Regions from separate parts of the Homo sapiens genome. Here region 2 is linked to region 1. A link is a loop called in an ENCODE intact Hi-C map of the cell type or tissue named here. Cell type or tissue: heart right ventricle. All regions are shown on one strand. Links, peaks and the distances in the headings refer to the core of each region. The heading gives the core; the rest is flanking DNA.

Region 1 (8,931 bases), core at 321-8,320:
TCTATGCTTCTTCATCTTTTCCCATGGCTCACCAAAGCTCTGCCTGATTTTTTAAAGTCTTTCTTTACTCTCTGTGTTTCATTTTGGATAGCTTTTATTGCTATTTCTTCAAGTTCACTAATATTTTATTCCAGTGTCAAATCTACTGTTAATCCCATTCAGTATATTTTTCATTTCAGACATTGTAGTTTTTATCTCTCGAAGGTCATTGTGGGCTTTTTTAATAAGCCACTGTGTCCAGCTAGAATCTGCATTTTTAAAGCATTGTAGGAAATTCTGATTATCAGCAAGAGTTGAAAACTTAAAGTCCTGGCTGATAATGCTCCTGGCTTGACTGCTCCTTGGAGTATCTACAATTCACATGGGTACCCTTAGGACAAGGTAGACAGGCTTCTTGATCCCCAAACACAGACTTTTGGTGTTTGAGGAATTTGCGGTCCTGTGAGAGCACAATGGGATGACTTATCTGAGTTTTCCTAGTGTTCTTCAAAGCCCCTCATAAATAGGGCTGGCTGGTTCACTCGTCTGGCCTTGGGTCCTGAGGGTCAGCTGGCCTAGCTATTAGCATATGTGGTGGGGACAACTCTTAATAGTATGGACGTGTCCAATGCAATGTGGGATATTTAGGACTCCTGGCCTCTGCCACTGAATGGCCGTCACTGGAGAGGGGCAGGCATAGTGACCACCAAAAACATCCTCCTACTTCCAGATTCACCTAGGAGATATTGTGCATCCAGCTGAAGGCCCCCAAATGGGAGGGAAAGCCCACCTCTAGCCTGAGGACCTCCAGCCCTCCTATGGGAGTCTTGAGCCTGTACATAGATAAGCGGGCTTCCTAGAGACTTTCTTAGACAAAAATCAGGGCTGGCCTCCCCTCCCTACCTGGAGGCAAGAAGGAAAGAGGGTGACAAAGGGAGGTTGGCCTCAAGCCCATTGCCTACCTGCCCTCCACTTCTGCACCCCAGAAGAAGAGGGGCATAAAGATCCTACCAGCTGTGTCCCCAGCATGTTCTCAACCCACAGAGGCCCAGACCCCCATCTCCGGCCCCTTCTGTCCCTGTTCGGACTCCTTAGCAGGCAGGAGGCTTTGTGATGTTCTCAGCACCCTTGCCCAGCCTCTGTCCTGGGCTCCCCCTGCCATCCTGTGGCCCTGTCAGTCCCTCCCCTGATCTGTTCTGATCTTCCATCTCTCCTTGCTTTCTCACCAGCAGGCGGTTCCCTCTGCCTAAAATCTCACTCAGCCCTTCTCTGCCTGTCCTTTTTCTGGCTCAGGATACCTCCCCTGATCCCTCTCAGATGCACAGGATGGAGTCCAGCATCCACCTGCCATTTCCCCAGAGCCCCTGCCCCCATCTCTGTGGCATGGCTCCCACCACGTCGCACCTGCTTACATAACTGCCAGACTCCCTTCCTGGACTCTGGGCTGCCTGAGGGCTGGGCCATTTCCTTCAGCCTCATAACCCCAGCACCAGGTGCTCTAGAGTGAGTGCTGCTGAAGAACCTCCTTTCTAGATGTGCTGTTGTGTTGTCTAGAGTGTACAAGAAAGGCAGGATTTGTGTCTGTCTTGACACTCAGTCGTCCCTCTGTCTCTGAGTTTCTCCCACCACTTCCCAGCAGAAATTCAGCATGAACCTGGTTATGCTCTTCTCGGTGTGATTTCTGAGACACATTTGTTGTTGTTGTTGTTAAAGAAAACAGGATTTTTCCATCGTCTCCTGTATTAGGACACTATAGGCCATGGCATAATACTAAACAAACCCCACATCTCAGTGGAATCACACACAGAATTTTATTTCTAACTTTCTGAAATTCTGCTGAGGGTCCAGCTGGTCTCCAGGGTAGCTCCTTGGGGACTCCAGGGTCCAGGTGGATTGCGTTCTGTGGCCCTGCCATCTCAATCCATGGTATCCAAGTGGCCCTGGCACAGGCAAAGAGAGCTGGAGGGTCGTGTTCTAGGTCAAGCTTGGCCAACCTGTGGCCCAGGATGGCTTTGAATATGGCCCAAAACAAATTTTTAAACTTTCTTAAAACATTATGAGGTATTTTACAATTTTTTGTTTTAGCTCATCAGCTATCATTAGTGTATTTTATGTGTGGCCCAAGACAGTTGTTTCGGTGTGGCCCAGGGAAGCCAAAAGATTGGACACCCCTGCTGTATGTCTTAAATGCTTTGGCCCAGAAATATCAGCTCCACTCAGAGCCCATTGGACAGAACTAGTCACATGCCCCCGCCCCAACTGCAAGGGCTGACACTTCTGCAGGGGAGCGGGAAGAAGGGGAGCACATGGCTGTTCTGTAAGCCTCAAGTGCCTCTGCCAAATCTTCCTCTTTCCTTCACTTGCTCACTTAACTCATCTTCATGGACAAGTGCTCTGCCCTAGCCTTTTAGAGAGAGAGAATTGATCACATAAGATACAGTTCCCCACGAGAGGCACAGCCTAGTAGAGGAAATGAGACATGCACAGATTACCACATGCATTCAAAGCTGCAAATGCCCGAGCAAGTGCTGGTGCCTTGCCCAGGTCACAGTCCCTGAAGGGCAAAGTCTGGGTCCTCTCCCAGTACACCCCACCTTCCTCCCCTGTGCTGCTGCAGCTCCTGCAGTCTGGGGCGTGAATGTGTGGCTGAGTACAAAGCAGAGGGCGCCATGGGCCCCCACACTGAATGCCTGTTGATCTCCTGGGAGCCCTAGCTTATCTCTCAGTGGGTTACACACAGAGCGCATGCCACAATGAGTGGTTTTAGGAGGTGATGCCTCCACTGGGGGTCAGATGCTGACACCTAGGCGTCTGGCCAAGCTCCTCTCCAGCCAAAGCCAAGGCCCCTATTCCTGGTGACTCCATCTGGCTGTGTTTCCACAACTGGCAATGAATCCAGGGGTGAGTCTCACTGCAGTGCTGACCTCAGGAACTTCATCTCTGGAGCTGCTGGACTCAGGCTCTTGGAGCCCCCACAAGGATGTGGGGCAACAGGGTAGACAGTAGGTGTCTGTGTCCAGGGCTCACCCTATACCTCTGTGAACCCCTGCTGCCAGGAATAGTTCTGCACTCTGAAAAGGCATTTAGTGAGCTAGTTAAGTAAAGGGTCTGTTGGTGGTGTTAACTGTCCCCAAGGTCTTCCTTCCCACACTGGTGGCTGGAGGGAAAGGAGCAGGTACGCTGGGATAGGAGCTAGCCAATAGCCAGGTTTTATGGCATCCACACCGAGGCATGACATGCCATACAATGGCAGCCTCAGGCCAGTTGAGACTGACATTGCTCTCTAAGAACACTGATGGGGTGGTGGGGGGTCGGCGGGGGTGGAGTGGGTGGGAGATGGGGGGCAGCAGAAGGCTCTGAGTACAGGGCCATGGATTCAGGGTTCAATCATGGTTCTCAGTGTTGAAGCCATAGGGCAGGCAGACACTGAGACACACACTTGGGCTCAGACTGCAGTTCTAGGGGACCCCCAAATTCCATCCACAAGGCTGGTGTCCTGGTAGCATTTTTGGCATCTCTATCACAGGAGTGGAGGGGTTGGCCAGGCTACCACTCTGTCAGTGTTGTGGGCAGCCCAGGCCCATCATTAACAGTCCTGCTCTGAGTGTGGCCCCAGTGTTGAGGACTGCTGGAGTGGAGGCCTCGCCAGGATCGGTGGCTGTATGGTGGTGTGCTCCCACTAGAGGGCACCAGCGCACCACTCTGCAGGCTCCAGCCTGGTGCTTGCTGTGGGAAGTCCCCTGGTCCCAGCGCCAGCAGCCAAAGGCGTCTTCACCGGCCATGCCTCCTGGTCAGCGCTGCACATGCACACTGTCCTGAAAATGACCCCACTCAATGCCCAGGCCCTTCCTCCCTGCAGCAAGTGGGAGGATGGCGAGGTGCAAGAGGCAGCCACACTAAGGTGTAGGGAAGCTCCTGTTGGGCCACATGTCCCCTGCTAGGCCAAGGCATGACACTCCTCCAGAGGGCCCGCCCCTCCCTGGGACCCCTGGGAACACACTGCTTCCAGGAGGGCAGCAGCACGGGGCTGCAGGGGAACACCCACTGGGGTGGGGCTGGGGGAGTTACAAAGTGTTGGCTTCCGCCCTTGGAAGGATGGGGGCTGGCTAAGTGGGGAGATGGAGCCGCATAATCTGTAATCCATAGTCTAAGCCGAGTTAATTTACTAAGTTCTGAATTAACTTGACTAAGTTCCAAGTTAACTTGACCAAGTTCCATGTGAAGGCAAGGGATGAAATCCGAATTGCATATCCTTCACCTCATCTCTGGTCTGAGACCACCCCCCGGCACCCCCTCCCCCAGGACCCCTTTACTCTGAGGTGTGACTTGGGGAGCAATTTCTCCATGTGTGTGAAGTCGGCGCGACCAGTGTGAGAAAGACGGTCTAACGGGCATGTTGTCCCTGTGCCCTAGATGGCCCCTAGGTGAGCATTAGATTTCCTCAGGTTCCCGGGCACAGGGCCCTCGGCGCCCTGCGGAAATGCCACCTCCTTATATCACACAGTGGCCTGGTGCTTTTGTGTCATATACAATACCCCATTGAAAGACGTTGTTTGTTGAATTATCCAGTGTCCTGCCCAGGGCTTTCTATCAGGACGTATTTTGGTCATTATCCTTGAATTCTCCCAGACAAACATTATGTCTGCTGTCTTTGGTCTGACAGTAGGAACTACATAACCCACTGACTTCTCGTTTTGCCTTTCTCTTAGGAAATTTTGAAACCAAATTCTGTGTCTGTTGGCCGTTAATCATTAGATGGCTCAGACCTAGCAGGGCCGGCTCCCCTGCCCCCACATTGCTGGCCTTGTCCAGAGCGTGTGACTCAGGAGCCCTTTGCTGTGAAAGGGGCTTAGTGCCCACACAACAGTGGACGCCACCCGGTCAAGTGGGATTTCTGGCCTTAGGGATGTGCCCAAAGCATTCCCCATTGAGGGTCCCCAGAAGGCTCAGGGGACGGAAAGTGGCTTTCTGGCCTCCTGAGCCTGTGTCCAAGTCCAGCCTTCACACGGGAGATGGCTAAAGGAAGGGACAGTTCCTTCCTCGTTCTTCTGCTTGGCCCTGGATGATAACAGAGAGATCCTCCCCACTACCTCTCTAAAGAATCCGAGGGACAAATGAGCTTTCAAAATGAAAATCATGGCTCCATGAAATGACACTCAGGTGTCCCTCACTCCTGGAGGAGTGAAAATGGTGGCCGATAAGGAATGGCCTGGCAGCCCCAGCAGGTGGCGCTGCTGCTATTTAGTAATGGGGGTCCTGGGCGGGAGGCCGGGGCCGCGGCTGGGGCTGCCCCACACTGGGGTTGAAGCCTCTGTAGCCGGGTTCCCAGACCTCCAGATGAGAAGGAGTAACTTTATTGTTCCCTAGGGCTGTGTTAGCTGTTGCCAAGTCTTCTGGAAACTTCTAGGACATGCTAACTCACAGGCGTGAGGATTAGTAAAGTGCCCCGAGACACCCAGGAGCAGAGTCCTGAAAACCATGCCCCACCTCGCCTCCCCAGGCCCTGTGCACCGGCGACTGTTGCTCCATGTCACCCGTGGTCCCACGGAGGTGAGGTCTGACCTTATTCACCCAGGCCAACATTACGGATCAGGCATCTCTCTGTGTCCCAGGCATTGTCTTATAGCCATTATGGACTGAGTTTAAGTGCAGGGGCTGGTACCTGTCCCATAGACGGGGACATGGTATTCTCCTAATGTCCCCTTAGTGAGAATTCAACAAGGAGCGTAATGCACCAACAGTAACACTAGCGAACATTCACAGAGTGCTTTCCGTGTTCCAGGAACTGAGAAGGTCCTTGCTTTTTCTAATCTTACCCTCACGTTGTCCCATGGAGCACGTACTGTTATTGACCTCACTTTACAGACCGATGTCTTTGGTCGGATGTAACCTTCTCAGTAAGGGCTTGTGAACACTCCATATGCCTCCTCATCACTCAAGAATCGTCACTCGATTCTTCCCTGCAGCGCCTGTCGCATGTTTGCTTTATTTCTTTTGCGTCTGTATTCTCCCAGTGGAGTGTACGTTCCCCTGGGGCACATCTAGGGGCTCATTAAATATGGGTTGAGTGACTTGCTCCTGCCCCAGAGGGACTCCCACCCAGCATCTTAGTCCAGAACTTGTGCCTCCACCACAGAGGCTACCATGACTTGAGTGCTGTCTGAGCTGCGGGCTGCATATACTATCTCTGAAGTCTCACAAATACCCTGGGAAATGTTTATTCTATTATTATTTCACAGATTGGAGAACTGAGCTCAAATACCTTGCCTCAAATCACACAGCTGGGAGAAGGGGGATTGGAATCCAGGCAGCCTGACTCCTCTGGTACCTCTTTCTAAGGAGGGACGATGAGGAGGAAGAGGTGCTGGAAAAACATTTTCTAATTCCAGGAGACGGTAGTCACGTACAGCAAGTTAGGGGTGAATGTCATTTCCTTAATAAGCAAGAACAAGAAAGTGGGTATCTCTGTTTTTCTCTCTACTGCTGAAGGCAATAAAAATGGAAAGAAAAAAAGAGAAAAGCCTCTACAGACAGCTTTGAAAGAGAAATATTTTTTTCTTCTTTTTTAATCAGACAGGTTTGTAGTGGCCTTCCCCATCCCTGCTGGCCCAAGACGCTGTAGCAGCCATCAAGGAGGGGGTCTTACAAACGAGAGCCCCTTTCCCTCCCCAGCCACCTCCCCACCCCCAAGTGCTTCCTCCCTCAGGACAAAAATAGGCGCCCATACAATAAATGGGGCCAGAAGTTCTCCAATCCGTGGTTTCCTGTCTGAGACCTCCAGGTAGCAGGTCCACTGGGAAGGGGCAGCGTGCTCTGTGAGGCGAGCCTATTTTTATTTTTTGTTATTTGTGAGTCTTTTTTTTTTTTTTTTAAAGAACTGATTATTCTGGAGGTGAAGACTTTTGTTGGTGACAACTGGGAAAGTTCCTCGGGAAGAGGCCACTGTCTGCGTCTAGATGGGGTTTCCACGCGGGCCTCCTCCTGCTCACTCCATGCGGAGCAGAAGGCAGGGAGCTGGGACTGTGGGCAGCGAGTACTTTCAGGGCTGTGTGGGGCAGGCTTCAAGGGGCCTGGGCAAGTCTGCCCACCCTATAGGAACACCTCAATGATCCAGGCCACGGCTAGGATTTTAGGGATTGGCAAACTGGTCCACAGACCAAGTCCAGCTCTCCAGCCTGTTTTTGCAAATAAAGTTTTATCAAAACGCAGCCACACCCATTCACTTGCTTCCTGTCTGTGACTGCATTTGTGCCACAGCCACTTGCTGTGTGGACCCTATCGCCGGCAAAGCCTAAAATATTGACTCTCTGGCTTTTTACAGAAAAAGTTTGCCAAACACTGATCTAGAATATAAACAGAACAAAAAAGGAAACCTCTGAGAGTTAAAACAGGTGGCAGAAATCCTAAAGCTCACTCACTAGTCATCCAAGAGCCCTTCTGCTTTGCACACAGAACATTGTGTAATTCACCCAAAATAATTTTCTTCCAGCTTCCATTTCTTCTGCTGTAAAGTTGGGGGTCATATACCTGTTCAACTTACGTTGCAAAGCTGTGCTAAGAGTCAAAATACAATAAACCAGTTCATATAATGACAGGGATTTTTGAACTTAAAAAACACTCTGCAGATGTGATGTGGCCTCATGAAGTGGTAGTCACATCTGGAAGCAGGCAGAGAACTGGCAAGCTTGGCAGATAAGAACTGCGCTTGGAGATGGTCCAACAGCTTCCTTCTGTGGGTTTCTTGGCGGGTGGGAGATGGAGGGCAGGGACTGTTGGCTTTCCCCAGCTCCTCCTGAGACTGAGACCTAAAGGGTGACTGTCTTCCTGCCCTTGACCTTAGACAGAAAAGACTGTTGGGGGAGTCTTCTGCTCACCCATTTCTCTTTCCTCTTATGTCCTTCCCTCTTTCTTGCTCAAATCTTCCCCCTCTTTCATGGCCCTGTTCCAATTTCACCTCCTGCATGAAACTATTCTGGATAAATCAGACCACATCAGCCCACAGAGGTTTCTTGGTTTTTTGGGGGTCTTGATTCTAGGCCAATTTTGAGGTTTTCCCCTTTTTTATGCCCCTCCATGCATTTGTGCCTCCTGGAGGAGGTAGACCTGGAACTGGGCCTTGGGGGGTGGCCTGGGAGGGGAGAGGGACCTATGGGGAGAAAGAGAATTATGGTCAGGAGAAAAGGAGGCTGTTGAGAGTGGGGGAGTCCAGGAGTCCTCGAGAGGGGAGACTGTATGTAGGGAGAGCAGTTGGGGGTGGCCCTGGACGTCTTGGGACCTGACCAAATAGGGACTCAGCCGAATGCTCTCCAGCAAGGAAATGCAGGATGGAAGGAGGATTCAGAAGCCGTGGGACAGGGCCTGACTGAGCCTATGCCCTCCTCCTGGAGACCAAGAGGGAGTTCCCAGGATCTCCCTCCAGGCACCAGGGAAGAAGTTTTGTTATTTGTTAGGGACAAAGGCTAGAGCCCTTTAAAAGTAGGACTTGGCCCCAGTGGAGAGGTCATCTGTCCATGCCCTACTTTGGGCCAGACCATATCCAGAATCCCTTGATGAGTATCAGAGGGCTTAATCCTTCAGGGAGTAGGGCCTTGAGGCCAGCATGGGACAGGGAGCTGGGACAGTAGGCTCAAAGAAGGCCAGATTGAGGACAGCCTTCCTCAAGGTCTCAGCTGGGCCAAGGCCATCACACAGACAAAGAGCTGCTGGCCTAGCCCTGCTGGAGGAATGAGCTCAGGGTTGAGAAGAGGCCAGCAGGGGTGCCCGGTACACAGTGAGCAGGCCCCAGGCTGGCCTGAGTGGCCCTGTCGACGGATGCCCAGAGGCAGACCCACCCTGCACACGTCCACCCGCTTTGATGAATGGGGCCACACAGCCCGCAGCCTTGCCGTCCCTGTCCTTCAGCAGTTTCCAGGGTCTGGTTTAATCCTCCCACTCCCTGAGCCAATTTGGCGA
Region 2 (8,931 bases), core at 587-8,586, 1.2 Mb after region 1:
ATCTTTACCATTATTACTAGCCCCATTTTATTTTATACATACAATTATTGCATATACAATTTTTACATACAAGTTTCCTCCAGCCAAAAATGAAAACTAAGACTATTTGCAAATGATCTTGGGGAAGGTGTAAGATCAGCTGGTGTCATGACAAGAAGCAGAGAGACCTAGAGATCTTGCAAAGATTGAGGAGAAGTCTTATAACATTCTGAGTCAAAAGGCCCAAGACCAAGAGGTGCCAGTTACCTGGGCAATGCTCCCATCATAATAGAAGGCAAGAGATTAATGAAGGCTCACAGGCAGCCGCATCTTCAGGAAGTTAGATGCTAATATGACCATGATGTTGTCCTTCTTGGACTTAGTTACTTAAACCAGCTTTCCGATTCAGTGCAGCAGGCTTCATATGGAAGAAAGCTAGGGTGCTGGGGGAGAGGTACTGTACTGTAAAGAGCTTCCAGACATGGTTACATGGAAAAAATCCACCCCAGTGTCTTCCAGGAATGCACATAACAATTATGACCAAGGTAGGCACACAGGTAGGAACTGGTTGTGCCTCTAACACAGCTGTTGGAGGCCGTGGCTGCCCTGGAGGAAGGCGCCATGTTTTTTACAGTTCTGATGGTTTGGGAGGTGAGAATTATCATAAGACAGGTGGGACCATGTCTACAAGGGAGCAAGAGAGAGAGGGAAAGTCTACACTGTTGATATAAGCAACCACATTTTATGTAGCTGAGTCAGCTCCATAGCAGCACTGGGTGTAACACCTGACTCCCAGTGGCTCCTCAACAAAGTTACATGAATGAAGAAGTGATTGAGAAAATCACTCATTCACTACAGGCGATATTACCTATTACTAAAGAAAAATAACATGAGATTTGTGGAGGATAATTGGGTAATTAAATCAGGATTTTAAATGAAATACAGCATTTAGATAATATCCAATATTGGCTACAGTAAGCACATTAAAAGTAGTCACCAATAAGTTATACATTTAATGAGAGAGAACAGACACTCTTGGGTTCTAGGCGAGCTGCCCTGAGGATTTCTCTCCTGCCTTGTGCAGCACGTTCACTGTTCATGTCTTATTCTCCAGGTGGACTGTAGCTGACTCAGCCAGGGTCTGTTCCTACTTAAACATTAGGCTAGCCACCTCATCGTGCAGGTGAGAAAACTAAGGCCAAAAGAGCTTTGAGGCCACGACCAGTGGCAGGGCTGATTCTAGAAACCAGGACTCTTGATTCATAGGTCTGTGCTTTATTAATGCATTCAGTTGCCGATTCATGAAACCATGTCTGATCTGCTGATGGAGAGGCACGAGGAATCACCTGGCTTCACACAAGGATCCTTCCTCCAATAAAACAAACTACTTGGTGGGACAGAAATCTGATCTTATTGAATAATAACCATGATAGTAATAGAAGTAGCAGCTAATATTTATTATTCCATGGTTACGTATCAGGCATGTGCAAAGTACTTCACCTGTATTAACCTTATTCCTTATAATGCCCCGTGAGGAAGGTCCTATTCCATTCACAAGGAAACAGACCCACCATGTCACCTTGCTCACAGATTGTGGGGCCACATCTGAACCCAGAGAAACACTACCCTGTCAATCAGCTGAGTAAACTTTCTTTTTCCAAGAAGAGATGCTCTTGGTGCAACAGTACCTCTACTACATCCTCAGCAGGCGGCAAGGAGAAGCAGCATGAGGGCTTCTGGCTCCTGCTCCGCCACCACCTGGCTGAGGGAGCTGGGTCCAGCACTCATGCCACCTTGTTGAGTCCCGGTTTCCTCTCTGGAAAGCAAGCTCGATGACTACCAGTCCATCTCTTGTTGAGTCAGGCTCCAATAGGCAAAGCTATGCCACAGCTCTTAAAAGCCACCTGCAGTCAACTGGCCTATGGTGTGACCATCACATGGTGTCCTTTTGCTGCATGCCTACCCTGTCTGGCTAAGCTGCTCACCCACTGCTGAGGGCCAGTGGGTTTCAGGCACAGACTCTGGTATCAGCTGGAACCAGGTTCAAATTCTGGATCTTCTGTTTCACCAGCAATTTCCTTAAACCCTCCGGGCTTCAGTGTCCCCACCCCATGAAGGTGCTGTGAGGCCAGATGTCAAGGCGCATGCACTGCACTTGGCTGCCATCAGCTCCAGGGAGTCCCGGAGATCAGGACCAGCACACATACTGATGGCAGGCTCTGGGGGCACAGGTTACATTTGGAGCACAGCCAGCAGCACAGATCAGGCAGACATTTTTGGCTGATCCTGCAGTTAGGAGGGCCAATATGTAGTGTGAAAGCAGCACAGGCCCAGGATTCCCCAGAGGTATGTTTCCTTCTCAGCCTTGTTCTAAAGAGCTGTGTGCCTGCCGCTATGTGACCTCCTGCTCTTGTCTCTTTCTTCACCTATAGAACAAGTAGGCTGGACCTCAGGAGGTCCACTAAATGCTATCACCTTGACCCAAACAACCAGCCACCCTCAGCCATATCTGTACAGCCTGGGCACAGTGACAGATGGTCAACCACAGGGGCTACCAGCCAGACTGCATGCCAACTGTTCCCCGTGCTCTCGCACCCACTGTAGCTGAAAAACGGTTAAGCATAGACATGAGCAGGCCCAACGGACAAAGCAGACACAGGAAGAAAGGAATATGTTCCACCTGGCAACTTGCTTTAGGCCTTGGTAGGCCAAGCCGAGTTCTCCATCTTCATTTAAATATCCCCAATCCTCAGTCTTGCTAGAAACAAAGGACAGAAAAACAGGGTGTCCAGTGTAGACGGAAGAGACAGGCAGGCAGGGAGTCCTGGAAAGTGAGGAGATTCTAGCCAAGGTTTGGAAACGAAAAAAAGGCAAGGCTCAAGAACTCCCATTTTCCCTTCCTCCTCTCCTGTCACCTGCAAACAGCATCTCTCCCATAAGTCCTCCAGTTTCAGGTACTGTCCTGGAAGTGGGTTCATGTGGTCTCATGTGGGGCCTGCTAATAACCCCAGGTGGGAAAGCATGCTGCCCCAGAGACAGCAGAGGGCCAGCTTGTTCTGGTAACTCTGTAAATGGCAGCAAGGCAGCAGTGTGGGTAGTGTGGAAGCATTCACATAGCCTCACACATGGTGCTTCCCTCAATCAGATTGATTCAGACAAGCACAGGGAGAGATGCAAAAGGGGCTGGGAGGAGAGAACCCTAAGTGTGCATGGAGGAAGCGGGAGGCAGTGAGCAGGCTCATGGTGGGGAACACATTGCATCTGCAGAGCAGCATGGGAAGCCCCTGGGGGACGTCAGGCCCACCCAGGGTAAGGAAGGAGACTGCAGACACTACCTGCTTTTCAATGCAGATCTTTCTGGGACTCCTTAAAGGCACAAAAATATTAACTAATCTTAACTTCAGCTCTCCTTGCAGGGTCTTTCTCCAATAGCTAAAACAAGTTTTGTGATGCCCTAGATGAGAACTGAATGATGTCTCCCCTTGACCTTGGGACTGGGGTGCGTTACCACTTTTTACTCAATTTGGGAAAGCAGAACTCTTTACCCCTCTACATGCAAACTCTTTTGCTGTGTCCAAGTCACCCAGTGTCTGCCCCATGCCAGCAAGGGCAGCTCCTGGAGGTCAGGTGTGTCCAATGTTCCACCTCCACCTAGGTCCTCAACCTGCGCAGCCCTGGGCACACAGAGATACTCAAGGGCCAGCAGAGTTGGGTGGAGGAGGGCAGGTAGGGGCCTGCTGCCCCCAGCAGGACTCTGCCGCACCTCCCTGCTCCTAACAGCCTCTGTTCCTGGAGTACTCCTCCTGCAGGCCAGATTCCAGCTTTCCAGGCAGGAATAATGGAGCAAGAACTGCATCCAAACAGCCCTAAATGAGGACCTGTAATGCCCTCGTCCTCATTCCCAGGGTGCAAACCATCTGTAAACCAAAAATAAAATCCTAAGGCCCCCCACCATCTGAAGGGACTTCCTCCTCAGCCAGGGCTCTTTTAATGTTTAACCTGAGAGACTGTTTCAGGCCACGATAGGAAGTGGGGGTCCGATGTGCCTCATTATACCTCTCCATCATTAACATCAACATAGACTTTAACAAATCCCAAACTCATAACTCAGCATCATCCCGTCTCAGATGTTAGTGCCTGCATTTTACTACGGCCTTTCATGGCTGGTGCTTTAACCCAAAGGCACAGCTCACTGGAGGACTGTAGGCACCACTGCAGTGATTCTTGGGGAGGGCCGGAAGTAGAGCGCATCAGCGCTGAAAGGGAACAAGTGCAGGGATCCTGGGCTCCACCCACCTCCTTTCCCACACCAGAGAGACACTGACTCCTGCGCCAGGACCCAGGGTCTCCAGACCTTGAACTAAAGCTCCTTTCCAGCCTCCAGCCCCCCACCCCCCAGGGAGGGGCTGCTGGGGCTCTGTCTCAGAGGTTCACCTCACCTCTGTCGTCCCCGTAAACCTACAGACTGCAGAGCTCTCTAGGGTGGGGCACGCGAAGCTGACTCACACAAGGAAGTTAGGATTAATGAATGCCCAGGCCACCAGCCTCACAGGGCCATACTCCCAGAATTCTTAATTCTGTAACAAGCCAGGCACTATTGACAAAGATAAAAGTAGAGAACTGTGCAGCCCAGGCAGCCCACAGTGCTCAGGAAATCAGACACACGAGTAAACTAAAAACCAGTCAACCAACTTGCTTCAGCCGTTGGTTCCCAGAGGAAAGAACCCCTGGAGGAGCTCCTCCAGCTCCACTTAGGCCATTATGGGCCAAGGCCAGGGAGGGAGCGCCACCTCCTGGTGGGAAAAGAAAAAGCCCAAACTACTTGGCTCAGGATTTTTTGTTGAAAATGTAAGTGCTTGATATCAATTAATAAATCTACAAATATTTCCAGAGAGACCACTGTGACACACAGAGATAAGTTAACTCACTGCAGTCAGTCTCCAGCCACAGGGGGCAGTGAGGCTCGGCATCCAGGAAACTGGCTGGAGAACCTAGCATTGGGGCAACTCCCAGCCCCACCTGTAATGAGCCCGTGGCCCGGGCTAATCACCTCCACGCCCTGGGCCTCTCTTTCTTTACGGGTAAAGTGAAAGTAGCCTACTGAATTATCGCAAAGGTTTCTTCCAGATCTTTAATTACTAACCTTATTGCAAAGGTTTCTTCCAGATCTTATAAAAAGCCAGACAAGGCCTAGGATAATATTTACTTGGCCTCTGTGAAGATATTGGAAAAACAGGATCTATCAACCATGGCCCCGCCACAGTTAAGAACCTGCCTTCCTGGGGAAACAGACAAGATTCCTGCCAGCTCAGAGATGGTCAGTTTCCCGGTTCTAAAAAGCCCACTGTGTGCTCCACAGACAGCCTAACTTCTTTAGTTCATACCCAAGCTTTCTATTCAACCTCCTAGCATATTCCCTGGGACCTCTGGGAAATGGAAGGCACACTCCAAACACCAGGAACAACAGAGAAACATCTGAGGCCCTAGGCCTGGCCATATGAGGGTGAACAGTTTGTGGATTAATATGACCTAGCCATGAAATTACAGCAGACCCAAACTGTGCTGCCAACTCAGGACCAGCAGAACTTTGGGGAACATAAGGAAATGATCACCTCCTTGAAAAAAGCCAAGAGCTCTTAGTCAGGACTGGTTAAAGCTGGGCCCTCTGGGGAGGGGCTGGGCAGAAGCTAGCTCTTCCCGCCTTCTTTGCCATTCTGAGCAAGGCAGCCCACAGCAGCCGAGGCTCAAGGTCAAATGAGCCAACAGCTCCGAGCAAATCTTGAGACTGCACACAGTTCCTTGTCAAACACAGTCTCCGCTGTCCCGGACAGGCCCCTGGTGTGTGTATTGGCGGGGGGCGGCGGGTGTGAATAATAACCCCAGGTGCGCCCGACCAAGCCCAGGTGCCAATGCCTGGAGGCCTCCTGTCTTGCCGGGGACCTGCTGGATGGAGAGGAGCTGCTAGGAGGTTTTCTGGGACCTCGGGAATGCACCAGTCTCACTTTGGAGTTTTACACTCTTGATAAGGCTTGGGTAGAAGTGGACAGGAATCAAAGGAGCACTGTCAAAGAGCCAGACCAGAGCCCTGGCCACACTCCTGCCCCTACCTAACTCTGACTTTAAGTGCTCACCCCGAGGTGAGGTTGGGCTGAGGGCAGTGGCAACTTGTGCCCTCCTAAACCACTTCCCCATCCTTCTCCCATATACAGCCCTGAAAAGAAGACAAACTGCCCAGCACCCAGCTCATGTTCACAGCCCTCTTCCCCCTTCATTTTCCTATATATAAAATGGTGATAATGATGCTGGTGTCTCTTAGTTCCCAGAGGTAAAAAAGGAGAAAGCTTTGTGGAAGCAGAAGTGCCACCCGCATTCCTGCAGCTCCTCTCAGAGCAGCTCCTCAATAATAGCTTCTCTCCCCAGAGTTCAAAACAAGGGAAAAGACACAGTTATAGGGACCAAAACAAAACTCTACAAACTTATGAAGGTTAGCAAGTGATAAAAGTTCTGAACTTGAGGATCATGAATGCTTAAAGAGGCTATGACTGGGAATGTGATGGAAGCCCCCAGAAATCTAAGCAAAATTCAGCATATGAGTGTAACTTCCTCTAGGGAGAGGATAGATGTCATCAAAATTCTAAATGGTCTTTCACAAATCACACATGTGTAGATATAATTTATATTTAAACAGTAGAACTCTCCATTACAGGAAAACTGTAGGAAACGCAGAGCAGCTGTCTATCTCCAAAGCACCCCAGTTGCCAGGGTGGCCCTCATGGTAATGGGAATCCCCTTGTCATGGGCTCCACAGAATCCCAGTTGGGTCCCTGTTCCCTGCCTCTCCTCCCTCAATGCTGGGATTTGCAGCAATCATGAACACTTCCCAAAGCTAAAGGCCAGACTGGGAGAGAGGCAGGCCCACCATGGCCACTTCCACAGCACCTGGTGCAGCACACACTGCGAAGCTGGCTCTTCAGGCCTCCACTCCCCAGGGCAGCCAGCTCCTTTTCTGTACTTAACTCAGTTTCACAGGCTATTAATTTCCTATTGTACACCAGGCTTGCTGGGAACAGAATTATTTTAAGATATAATAAAAGCTATTTTTATTTTATCACCATCATTATTATTGCTGTAAAGGAAGACAAATCCAGGGTATTAAGCAGCCCCTGGGAAAACCTAAACTGGGGTCTGGATCCCTGACAACCGCTGCATGAATAAAAGAGGCTGCCAATGGTGACGGCTCTGAAGATCGGGGAGATACGCACACCGCTTGTCAGACCAAGCACACAGCTGCTTCTTCCCTTCTACTTTAGTATCACCTGGGCTTTTTCTTATTCATCTCATTTCTTATCTTCAACCCAAGATAATTTAAAATGACTAAATCTTGACTCCAGTTTTAGCACTGAGAGAGTCACCTTCATTCCTTTTCTCCCTCCTTTAGGGAAAAGAATTATACCTCTCTTGAAATAAATTTAATTTCCTCCTGGAGCCTGTGACACCACCTTCAACTTCTGATTACCTACTCAGTGGCTGGAAACTGCCCCAGCCTGAGTCAGGCCTTCCGGATTCTACCTTGACTCAGGCACAGGCCACCCGTGGGCCTAAGCTGTTCCACCCCCCCGGGCCTCAGTCTCCTTCTCTGCAGAAAGAGGGACTGGATGAAAAGATCTGGGAATCAAAGTACCAGAAGTCTTCAGTGACTCTGTGACATTCTTGCAAAAAAACTTAAAGTGGCACTCACAGTGCCACCTAATGACATTTTTGGGAAATGTTTGCTATTTTCACCAATTTTGAACAAATACTTGATCAACATTCTATTAGTTGAGGTAAGAGAGAAAGGTAGCCAGGGAAGAGGCCAGCTCCATGTTTTTTTTTTTTTTTTTTGGAGACACAGTTTTGCTCTCATTGCCCAGGGTGGAGTGCAATGGCATGATCTCGGCTCATTGCAACCTCCGCCTCCTGGGTTCAAGCAATTCTCCTGCCTCAGCCTCCTGAGTAGCTGGGATTACAGGCACCCGCCACTACGCCCGGCTAATTTTTGTATTTTTAGTAGAGACAGGGTTTCACCACATTGGCCAGGCTGGTCTCAAACTCCTGACCTCAGGTGATCTGCCCATCTCAGCCTCCCAAAGTGCTTAGATTACAGGTGTGAGCCACTATGCTCGGCCAGACAGCTCCGTTTTTATAGGTGCCCACAGGGGCATGAGGAAGCAGATGATAACAACAGTATCACGGCAGTAACACTCATCATGTGCGCACCACAGGCAGGCACTGTCCTAAGTCCCTTACACAGGTGATAGGAGCTCACCCCATCTTCCCAAAGCCACAGGAAGGATGCCGCTATGGCTGTCCCCAGTTCACAGATGAGGCAACTGAGGCACCTATCGGTCATGTGACCGCTACTAAACCGTGAGGAGTGGACTCTGCAGTGCACCTTCTCAGACACTCTGCCTTGGGGGTCTGCGTTCTGTCTGCTGACAACGCTTGGCCCTGCTGCTGCCCTCAGACAATCACTCTTGCTTGCCTTAACCCTGGCTCAGCTTATTTTCGAGGGGACAGTGGTTGCTAAACTCACATCCAGGGAGATCTCATTTTGGCTAAGACGGTGGAGGTGAAATGCTTCCATTCCACCCCCAAGTGCCCAGCTTGGGTTCCATCTGTTCTGAATGACAGAGGGTGGGCCCCCACTGTGTGACACACACTGCATGCATGAGAAGGGCATTGCAGCAGATGGCTAAGCAGCCCTCTGCTGCCAGTTAGCCACCCCCCACCCCCCTCCCCAGCCAGCATCCTCTCAAGAAGAAAAGCTGTTCTCAGCCAGACCTTCCTATTCCACTCCTGTCATCCTCCCAGGGAAGCTCCTTTTTCCTAATCCTTTTCAGGGGACCTGGGCTCTAGATGCTGAGAGCGTGTTGCTCGAGCCTTGCTGAGCTAACAGTAGGGCAGGGGTTCTGA

What was found. Hi-C counts contacts between places; a loop is a spot of excess contacts. Peaks named below come from ENCODE experiments on the same cell type or tissue, not always from the same donor. Only the 100,000 strongest peaks of a DNase experiment are listed, where the experiment ranks them.
Region 2: a loop joins it to region 1, with 5 times the contacts of the local background. A loop is called at or near these places in 14 of 110 quality-filtered maps.

The regions. Positions count from the first base shown.
Region 1 is chr18:48,671,758-48,680,688 of GRCh38, forward strand. All of the region lies in intron 6 of CTIF (cap binding complex dependent translation initiation factor), which reads left to right. LOC105372107 (a long non-coding RNA gene) reads right to left here. Exons shown (of 4, transcript XR_007066460.1): 4 at 1,768-1,919. Among named protein-coding and RNA genes, the nearest start is that of MIR4743, 5.6 kb to the left of the region's middle. RefSeq lists enhancers at 3,388-3,567, 4,041-4,665, 5,302-5,371, 5,392-5,451. In heart right ventricle, for the core only: CTCF peaks have their summits at 3,667 (motif pointing right), 3,879, 5,197 (motif pointing right) and 5,403; DNase peaks (open chromatin) are centred at 2,794, 3,694 and 5,224; H3K27ac peaks cover 5,976 bases.
Region 2 is chr18:49,854,154-49,863,084 of GRCh38, forward strand. It overlaps MYO5B (myosin VB), which reads right to left. Exons shown (of 40, transcript NM_001080467.3): 30 at 2,660-2,737. Among named protein-coding and RNA genes, the nearest start is that of SNHG22, 45 kb to the left of the region's middle. RefSeq lists enhancers at 1,945-2,445, 2,446-2,946. In heart right ventricle, for the core only: CTCF peaks have their summits at 4,783 (motif pointing left), 4,984 and 7,749; a DNase peak (open chromatin) is centred at 4,748.